Linked DNA regions of Homo sapiens: region 1 is linked to region 2. Evidence: chromatin contacts called from ENCODE Hi-C data. All regions are on one chromosome and are shown on one strand. Each heading gives the region's core, a stretch centred on a gene start or an enhancer-like site at or near the end of the contact. The rest is flanking DNA. Distances are from core to core; before and after follow the strand shown.

Evidence for each region. Hi-C counts contacts between places; a loop is a spot of excess contacts on that map. Pooled maps may share reads with other maps.
Region 1: a loop to region 2 is called in a map of mammary epithelial cell, with 6 times the contacts of the local background. The contact joins two enhancer-like sites. A Hi-C loop is called at or near these places in 1 of 168 maps with a recorded cell type or tissue (mammary epithelial cell), 2 of 37 single-sample maps with no recorded cell type and 7 of 50 pooled maps.

The regions. Positions count from the first base shown.
Region 1 is chr9:19,173,033-19,177,443 of GRCh38, reverse strand. No RefSeq gene overlaps it. Among named protein-coding and RNA genes, the nearest start is that of PLIN2, 48 kb to the right of the region's middle. Within about 2 kb of position 3,108, at least 3 of the 41 ENCODE cell types and tissues checked have a DNase peak (open chromatin) inside an H3K27ac peak, as active enhancers do.
Region 2 is chr9:18,822,967-18,826,866 of GRCh38, reverse strand. It overlaps ADAMTSL1 (ADAMTS like 1), which reads right to left. Exons shown (of 29, transcript NM_001040272.6): 22 at 404-583. Among named protein-coding and RNA genes, the nearest start is that of SAXO1, 210 kb to the left of the region's middle. Within about 2 kb of position 1,846, at least 2 of the 41 ENCODE cell types and tissues checked have a DNase peak (open chromatin) inside an H3K27ac peak, as active enhancers do.

The DNA.
Region 1 (4,411 bases), core at 1,859-4,358, 350 kb before region 2:
TTTGAGATGGGGTCTCACTCTATCACCAGGCTGGAGTGCAGTGGTACAGTGATATAATCTTGGCTCACTGTAACCTCTGCCTCCCAGGCTCAAGCGATCCTCCTACCTCAGCCTCCCAAGTAGCTGGGACTGTAGGCACACCACACCACATCCAGCTAATTTTTGTATTTTTTTGTAGAGACAGGGTTTTGCCATGTTGCCCAGGCTGGTCTCGAACTCATGGCTTCAAGCATTTCGCTCCCCTTTGGCCTCCCAAAGTGCTGAGATTATAGGTGTGAGCACCGTGCCCAGCCACTAACTCCACCCTTCCAATAGTTCAAGCCAAAAATCTTGGCATCATCCCTAAATCCTCTCTTTCTCTCATACCCCACATTAAAGTATCAACAATATCTGTTGATATTATTTTAAAAATATTTCCGGAATCCAAACCCTTCTCACCACTTCCTTCTATACCACTCTGGTCCAAAGCATCATCTTTTTTCTTTCTTTTTTTTTTTTTTGGAGATGGAGTTTCGCTTTTTCGCCCAGGCTGGAGTGAAGTGGTGCGATCTCAGTTCACTGTAACCTCCACCCCCCGGGTTTAAGTGATTCTCTTGCCTCAGCCTCCCAAGTAGCTGGAATTACAGGCATGTGCCACCACGCCTGGCTAATTTTTGTATTTTTAGTAGAGATGGGGTTTCACCATGTTGGCCAGGCTGGTCTTGAACTCCTGACCTAAGGTGATCCACCTGCCTCGGCCCCCCAAAGTGCTAGGATTATAGGCATGAGCCACCGCGCCCGGTCAGTACTTTCTTTTTGTAGCACTTATCACAATTGTTGGCATATAGTTACCAGGTTATAAGCTTCATGGAGAGTTTGGGTCTGGATTTCTGTTGTATCCCTAGCACTGGTATATAGTAGATACTCAACAAATACTTACCAATGAGTTAATAAATATATCTGCAAGAGTGGTTATAGTATTGTTGTAACTTCCCTTCTACCTCAAAGCTGCTTTTGATTCAACTCCTATCAACAGGTAGGAGAAGTGAGTTCACCATGACTTGTTCTCCATTATGTATACAGTTGTGTCCCCACAATCCTTGTGATGCTAAACATACAAAAGGGGATATATACATGTTTACGGGTTGGTTGATTAAATGATGTGGTTTGATACTCATCTCCTACCTCAACTTTGCCTATTGTCAGATAAGAGGCAAAGAGAAATATTAGGGAAGCAACTCTCAGGTTACAGAGGTCAAAATCTTACTTGGGTCTTTTGAAATGTAGTCTGGCATTCATAGGAATTTGTCTGTTTTTGTCCACTATTGGCCTGAAAAATCAAATACCCTAGGCCAAGACCCTAATTGCCAGTAACTACTATATTATTGAGCATTATAGTATTAAATTCCATGCATGGCCAATATTATACATTATTAGGTTTTAAAGTAATCAGAAAGTATTTGCCCTTTTTTTTTTGCTTTGCAAATGGATGGGTAAATATATTCACTGTTCCTCTCTTCATTGTAGCAAAATCACGACTATATTACAGCATTAATAACTCTCTAGCTGTGTGGCTTTGGGCAAATCATTTCTCTCTGGACATAAATTTCCTTATTGACACAATGAGGAGATTGGATGTAAGGTCTCTTCCAATTCTAACATCTTTTTTTTCTATTTCATTTGATGAAAATTACCACACAAGGCCGGGCACAGTGGCTCACGCCTGTAATCCCAGCACTTTGGGAGGCCGAGGTGGGTGGATCACGAGGTCAGGAGATCAAGACCAGCCTGGCCAAGATGCTGAAACCCCATCTCTACTAAAAATACAAAAATTAGCCGGACGCGGTGGCAGGCGCCTGTAATCCCAGCTACTTGGGAGGTTGAGGTAGCAGAATCGCTTGAACCCGGGGGAGAGAGGTTGCAGTGAGCTGAGATTGCACCACTGCACTCCAGTCTGGGTGACAGAGCAAGACTCGGTAGACTCTGTCTCAAAAAAAAAAAAAGAAAAAAAGAAAAAGAAAAAAGAAAAGAAAATTACCACACAAATTAACTTACCTCTGGCCGGGTGCAGTGACTCACGCATGTAATCCCAGAACTTTGGGAGGCCAGGGCAGGTGGATCACCTGAGGTCAGGAGTTCGAGACCAGCCTGACCAACATGGTGAAACCCCGTCTTTATTAAAAATGCAAAAATTAGCCGGGCATGGTGGTGCATGCCTGTAATCCCAGCTACTCGGGAGGCTGAGGCAGGAGAATCGCCTGAACCCGGGAGGTGAGGTTGCAGTGAGCCGAGATCATTGCCATTGCATGCCAGGCTGGGCAACAAGAGAGAAATAGTCTCAAAAAAAAAAAATTAGCTTACCTCTAATTTATTCAGTTTTCTTCTATGTTCACAGGGAAAAATAAGACTCAAGTTTTCCTTAAATCTGGAGAAACTTTTTTTTAGGTTGTGTATGTGTTCCTACAAGAGAATTTTCTTTGAAAATAAAATACTGGACCAGCCTGGGCAGCCAAAAAACGGAAAAATTAGCCAGGCGTGGTGGCACATGCCTATAGTCCCAGCTACTCAGGAGGCTGAGGTGGGGGGATCATATGAACCCGGGACATCAAGGCTGCAGTGAGCTGTGACTGTGCCACTGCACTCCAGTCTGTGCAACAGAGTGAGACCTTGTCAAAAAAAGAAAGGAAGAAAAAAAGAAAGAAAGAAAGAAAGAAAGAAAAGGAAGGGAGGGAGAGACAGAGAGAAAAGAAAAAGAAGAAAGGAAGGAGAGGAAGAAAGGAAGGAAGGGAGGGAGGAAAAAATAGAGGAAGGAAGGAAGAGAGAAAGGGATAGAAAGAAAGGAAGGAAGGAAGGAGAGAGAATGAAACAAGGAAGGAAGGACGGAAGGAAGGAGAGAGAAAGGAAAGAAGGAAGGAAGAGAGAGAAAGAAAGAAAAAGAGAAAGGAAGGAAGGAAGGGAAAGAAAGAAGGAAAGGAAAAGAAGAAACTGAAAACATAGACTTTTTCCTATTTGGCCATTAGATGTCGCTCAACATCCAAAAAGTAGAAGAAACCAGATGTACACTATAAAGCTCCTGCCCAGTTCCCCCGGGACTGACCCAGTCATACTGGGTGGCTTGCTTAATCGTGTACTGGTATTTGTGTGTCAGTGTCTTGCCACGTATAGCAAAAAATCCCCTTAGCCATCCAGAAAACTTGTTGCCTATATGTCTTATATATGTGTTTATTTATTTATTTATTTAAGGAGACAGGGTCTTGCTCTGTAGCCCAGGTTAGAATGAAGTGGTGCAATTATAGCTCACTGCAACCTTGAACTCCTAGACTCAAGCAATCCTCTCACCTCAACCCAAACATCTCAATTTTATAACTTCTTTTTATTTTTTTCAGACAGAGTCTCTGTTCCCCATGCTGGAGTACATTGACATAGTCACAGCTCACTGCTGCCTCAAGCTCCTGGGCTCAAGTCATCCTCTTGCCTCAGCCTTCAGAGTGGCTGGGACTTACAGGCGCGGGCCACCACACCAGGCTAATTTTTGTGTCTTTTGGAAACATGAGGTCTCCCTGTGTTGTCTAGGCTGGTCTTGAACACCTGCAGTCAAGGGGTCCTCCTACCTCAGCTTCCCAAAGTGCTGGGATTAGGATTGCAGGCGTGGGACACTGCACCTGGCTGATTTTATCACTTAAGTCAACATATAGTTGTTGAACATTTTGGCTGACTACATACCAGGATCAATAAGCTCCATGGCGGAATTCCCCCTCATCCTTCAGGACCTAGATCAAATGCCACCTCCTCTGTGGGACCTTATCTGACCTTCCTAGAAAACTCTTTGTCACAGTACTTTTGTATTGTGTTTGTTTACCCACCTACCTCCCCAAATTCTGGAAAAGATTCCCAATCTTCTTCATAATAAAAGAAATGCACACTAAACTACAAAAAGATGCTATTTTAACTTACATGGTAAATATCAACAGTTCTGATATTTGGTTTAGAATAATAGGCATTCTCATATATTTTTAGTGAGAGTGTACACTGGTTTATGATTACTGTTAATAGAAGACAATTTAGAAATTTCTGTCTTTTTTTTTTTTTGAGACATGGTCTCGCTCTGTCACCCAGGCTGGAGTGCAGTGGCACTATCATGGCTCACTTCAGCCTTGACCTCCTGGGCTCAAGTGATCCCCCAACCTTACTGCCCCCTGCCCCAGGTCCTAGGCTAATAAACAGATGAGATTTGGCATGAGAAGGAATAACAATAGTAGCATGAATGCATTTTTGGCAGACACGAGTTGGGGAAGGGACATGTCCTCCCCTTCCCCGTGATGGGGAGAGGGGTGATGCGAAGTATGACAACCGGCAGGTGGGTGATTAAAGGCCCGCTTATACTGCCAAACACATGAGGGTAGTCCTGCACCAACCACACTAGGCATCTTAT
Region 2 (3,900 bases), core at 597-3,096:
AGGAGGAATCCATAGTTTTTATCTGATTCTCAAAGAAGTCCTTAATGCAGGAAGAGTTAAGGACAATTGTTTTAATTAGGTTATCTCTGTTTGAGATACCTGTTCTGCCCTTGCAATCCTCCTGTCTGGAGTCTCCGCATAGAGACCAGTATCTAAGGCTTAGCAGAGTGAAGTAACTTGCCCAATGCCAGGCAGTTAGTAAATGGAAGAGCCAAGGTTCAAGCTCTTGTTTGGGCTCAAAGTTTGTGTTCTATCGAAAGGCCCTAAATTGGGAAGAAGTGAAGGGATATCAATTTTACCTTTTATGTCCTTAATTGGATTAGGGCACAAAGGAGGTAGAGGGTGGGTTAGATAGTCACTCCCAACAGGGTGCAGCAGAGGCAGCCAGCTTTGAAGTGTTTACCTAGGATCAGCAGCTGGGTGCTCTCAGTCAGCTCTCCATGAAGATTGGCCGCCCTGCAGGAGTACAGGCCCTGATCCGAGGAGGACACGTTTGTGAGCAGCAAGGAGCCTTCGTGCAGATGGTGCGGGGAGCCCAGTTTGCTTTTATTCCTGAACCAAGTGACTTCAGCTTCAGGCACTCCTAGGAAGAAAAAAAAAAAACAAAAAACCCCACTCATCAGTCAAACACATTCAGGTGAGCCCAGAGGCATTTATAGCTTCTTGAATCCCCCTTCCCTGGGGCTGCTCTACAGGGACATCTTCTACCAGGCTTTGGCCAGATTAAATAATGTCCAGAGCCTGGTAGGATAAGGATATAGACTTCAGGGTGACCAAAGAATCAGAATAAATGTTGATACAAGATAAACATCTCAGTTGTCTCCAGATCTTTTGCCTTTTAAACTTACAGTGATGAGACAGGAAGAGGGAGGCCAGTACAAAGAGGAGGAAACAGGAAGCTGGCAGGGGGGGCTTGCCAAGGTGGAAGGAGAGTACCCAAATTCTTTGGAGAAAATGTATTTGAAAAACATGAGAACCAAATGTATACACCAGTGAAAATGAAACTACATGAAATAAACATAATGTTGAGTAAGAGATGGCAGACACAAGAGTACATACTGTATAATTTCCTTTCCGTAAGTAAAAAAAAAAAAACCTGGTAACATTAATCTATGCTGTTAGTAGTCAGTGGAATGAATGGGGAGGGGTTGTGACTGAGAAATGGGACAAGTGGCTTGGCCACTGGCGATGCTCTGTGTCTTGACCGGGGGCTGGTCTGGTGGGGAGTGTTCACTTGGTACCTTTATGATACATGTACTTTTCTGTATAGATATATTTTAATAAAAAGTGCAAAGCTATACAACGTTAAAATATATGTATGAACTAGACAAATGGAAGCTGCTAGATTGCTACTGGAGTTGACACTCTTATGTAGAAAACTTGCTTGTATTTTTGGAAGCCTGCATATCTTCTCAGAGCAAGAGAACATGAAATGGTAGTATCAGTAGAACCACAGGAAAAGGACAAAAGGAAAGTGCTCAACTCTTTCCACAATCCAAGTTTATTTTCTGTGAGAGAGATGGGATGGGGAGATCATCTGCTGACCTGGGATGGGCTCTCTCTTTGGAAGCCAGGCTCTGTGCTCTAGGGACCCCATGAATTCCTCAGGAAGTTTCCTTGTGGTTGACATGCTGGAAAACAGGCCCTGAGAGTTTAGGATGAGCCTTCCTAGATGCTGTTTTAGGAGGATCCTATAGGAGGCTGGGCTCTGAGTATGTTGAGAGACTGAAGATATGTGGCACGGATTCACAGGTCTCTAGGGAGCAGAAAGCACCCTCCCCTACACAACTCAGCCTGCTGACCCAGCTCACACAGTTTATTTATAGAACTCACTGGCATGTATCCAGGGCATGCTTAAAGTGTAAAGTCCTGGCCGGGCGTGATGGCTCATGCCTGTAATCCCAGCACTTTGGGAGGCCGAGGCAGACAGATCACAAGGTCAGGAGTTTGAGACCAGTCTGACCAACATGGTGAAACCCTGTCTCTACTAAAAATACAAAAATTAGCCAGGCATGGTGGTGGGCACCTGTAATCCCAGCTACTCAGGAGGCTGAGGCAGGAGAATCACTTGAACTTGGGAGGCAGAGGTTGCAGTGAGCCGAGATCACCTCACTGCACTCCAGCCTGGGTGACAGAGCAAGACTCTGTCTCAAAAAAAAAAAAAAAAAAAAAAAAAGGGTCAAGTCCCGGGAAATGGGGTCAAAGCCAAGAATGGCCAAGGAGCCAGACCTTTAGTCTAGTGGTCTAGTGTTTTCCCTGAGCTGGGGCTGGTTTTTGCCTTTGGGGCAAGGGCAGTTTGCCCTTAATGGCTAGCCTTCTGTTGAGAATGCAGAGTGTCTTCAAAGAGTTGCCTGTGTATCTGTTACGTGTCCTTGAAATTGGCTAGAGAAAGAGAGGCAGGGCTACCGAAAGTGGGTGGAGACTTGGATACCACAGCCTTGTCACATCAGAGAGAGGCACACGCTAATCTGGCTCTAACAGTAGGATACTTTATGCTCAAGTGTGTAAGAGGGGCCAGGTTGGCATCATCTCTAAAGATACCTGGAGAAAAGACACAGGTGAGGGGTGGAACAGCTGATTTTTCATTGCAGCACCACTAGGGAGAGCAAGAGCATCATGATGCCTGTCCATGCCAGCTTGGACTTTGGACCCTGAGCTTAGTTTTTTTCCCATTTAAAAAAAAAAATCCACGGCATTTAGGAGACAGCCTCAGAAGTAAATTGAAGAAATGCACTCTTAGCTATTTTTCTCCTGAAAGAACAAGGAAAAATGAGTTCCTGCAAACCCTTTTCCTCTTTTCCTTCCCCTTCCTTCCTTCCTTCCTTCCTTCGTTCCTTCCTTCCTTCTTTCCTTCCTTCCTTCCTTTTCTTTCTTATTGAGATGGAGTCTTGCTCTGTCACCTAGGCTGGAGTGCAGTGGCATGATCTCGGCTCACTGCAGCCTCTGCCTCCTGGGTTCCAGCGATTCTCCTGTCTCAGCCTCCCAAGTTAGCTGGAATTACAGGCGTGCACCACCACGCCCAGCTAATTGTTGTATTTTTAGTGGAGACAGGGTTTCGCCATGTTGGCCAGGCTGGCGTTGAACTCCTGACCTCAGATGATCCACCTGCCTTGGCCTTCCAAAGTGTTGGGATTACAGGCACGAGCCACCATGCCGGCCCTGCAAACCATTTTCTACCATTATTCATCCTCTTTCCCTCACATTGCTCACATGCAGCACTTACTGCCTGCATCTTCCTTTGAGGAGGGCTGTGGGCAGCAAACACAAAGACTCAGGGGGAGAGAAAATGAGAGTGAGAGTGACAGAGGGGAGAAGGGAGGGTGGAACAGAGGGAGAAGGGAGAGAACCCAGGGATGGAAGCAGACCTGGGAGCTATTTCTCACTCCCCCAGGAATGGCTTGCAAGCTTCTTCCATTCCCTTGATGTCTGTCTATCTCATGCCGTTCTAAAATTGTGCTTGTTTGAGAGGACAGGACTGGATATAAACCAAAAGGGCTGAATTCCTCTGGTGACAGCAGGGGACTTCATGGGAGAAATGGAAACGTTCAGAATAGCAGGGTGGAGGAAGAAACCTCCAGTTTCTGTAAACCTGGAACCATGGACCTGACAGCAGTCCCAAGGGAAGAGAAATTAAGTGGGAATCATTCTTTAATCTACTGGCAAACCTCTCTCAGATTCATTCAAGCACAGATCTGCATTATGAGTTTGCCGATGTAGGTATTGTTACTGGTGCCACATTTTGAGGACTTCCTGCCTGGAACTGTGGGCCTTAGGTGGAGAATGATATTACTAAGACACCTTGGAGTGACAGCCAGTCCTTCCATAACTGGCTCTGACATTACGCATGTAGAATGAGGAAATAGAAAACAATAATTGAGGTGTTATAAAGTTTTTTTTTCT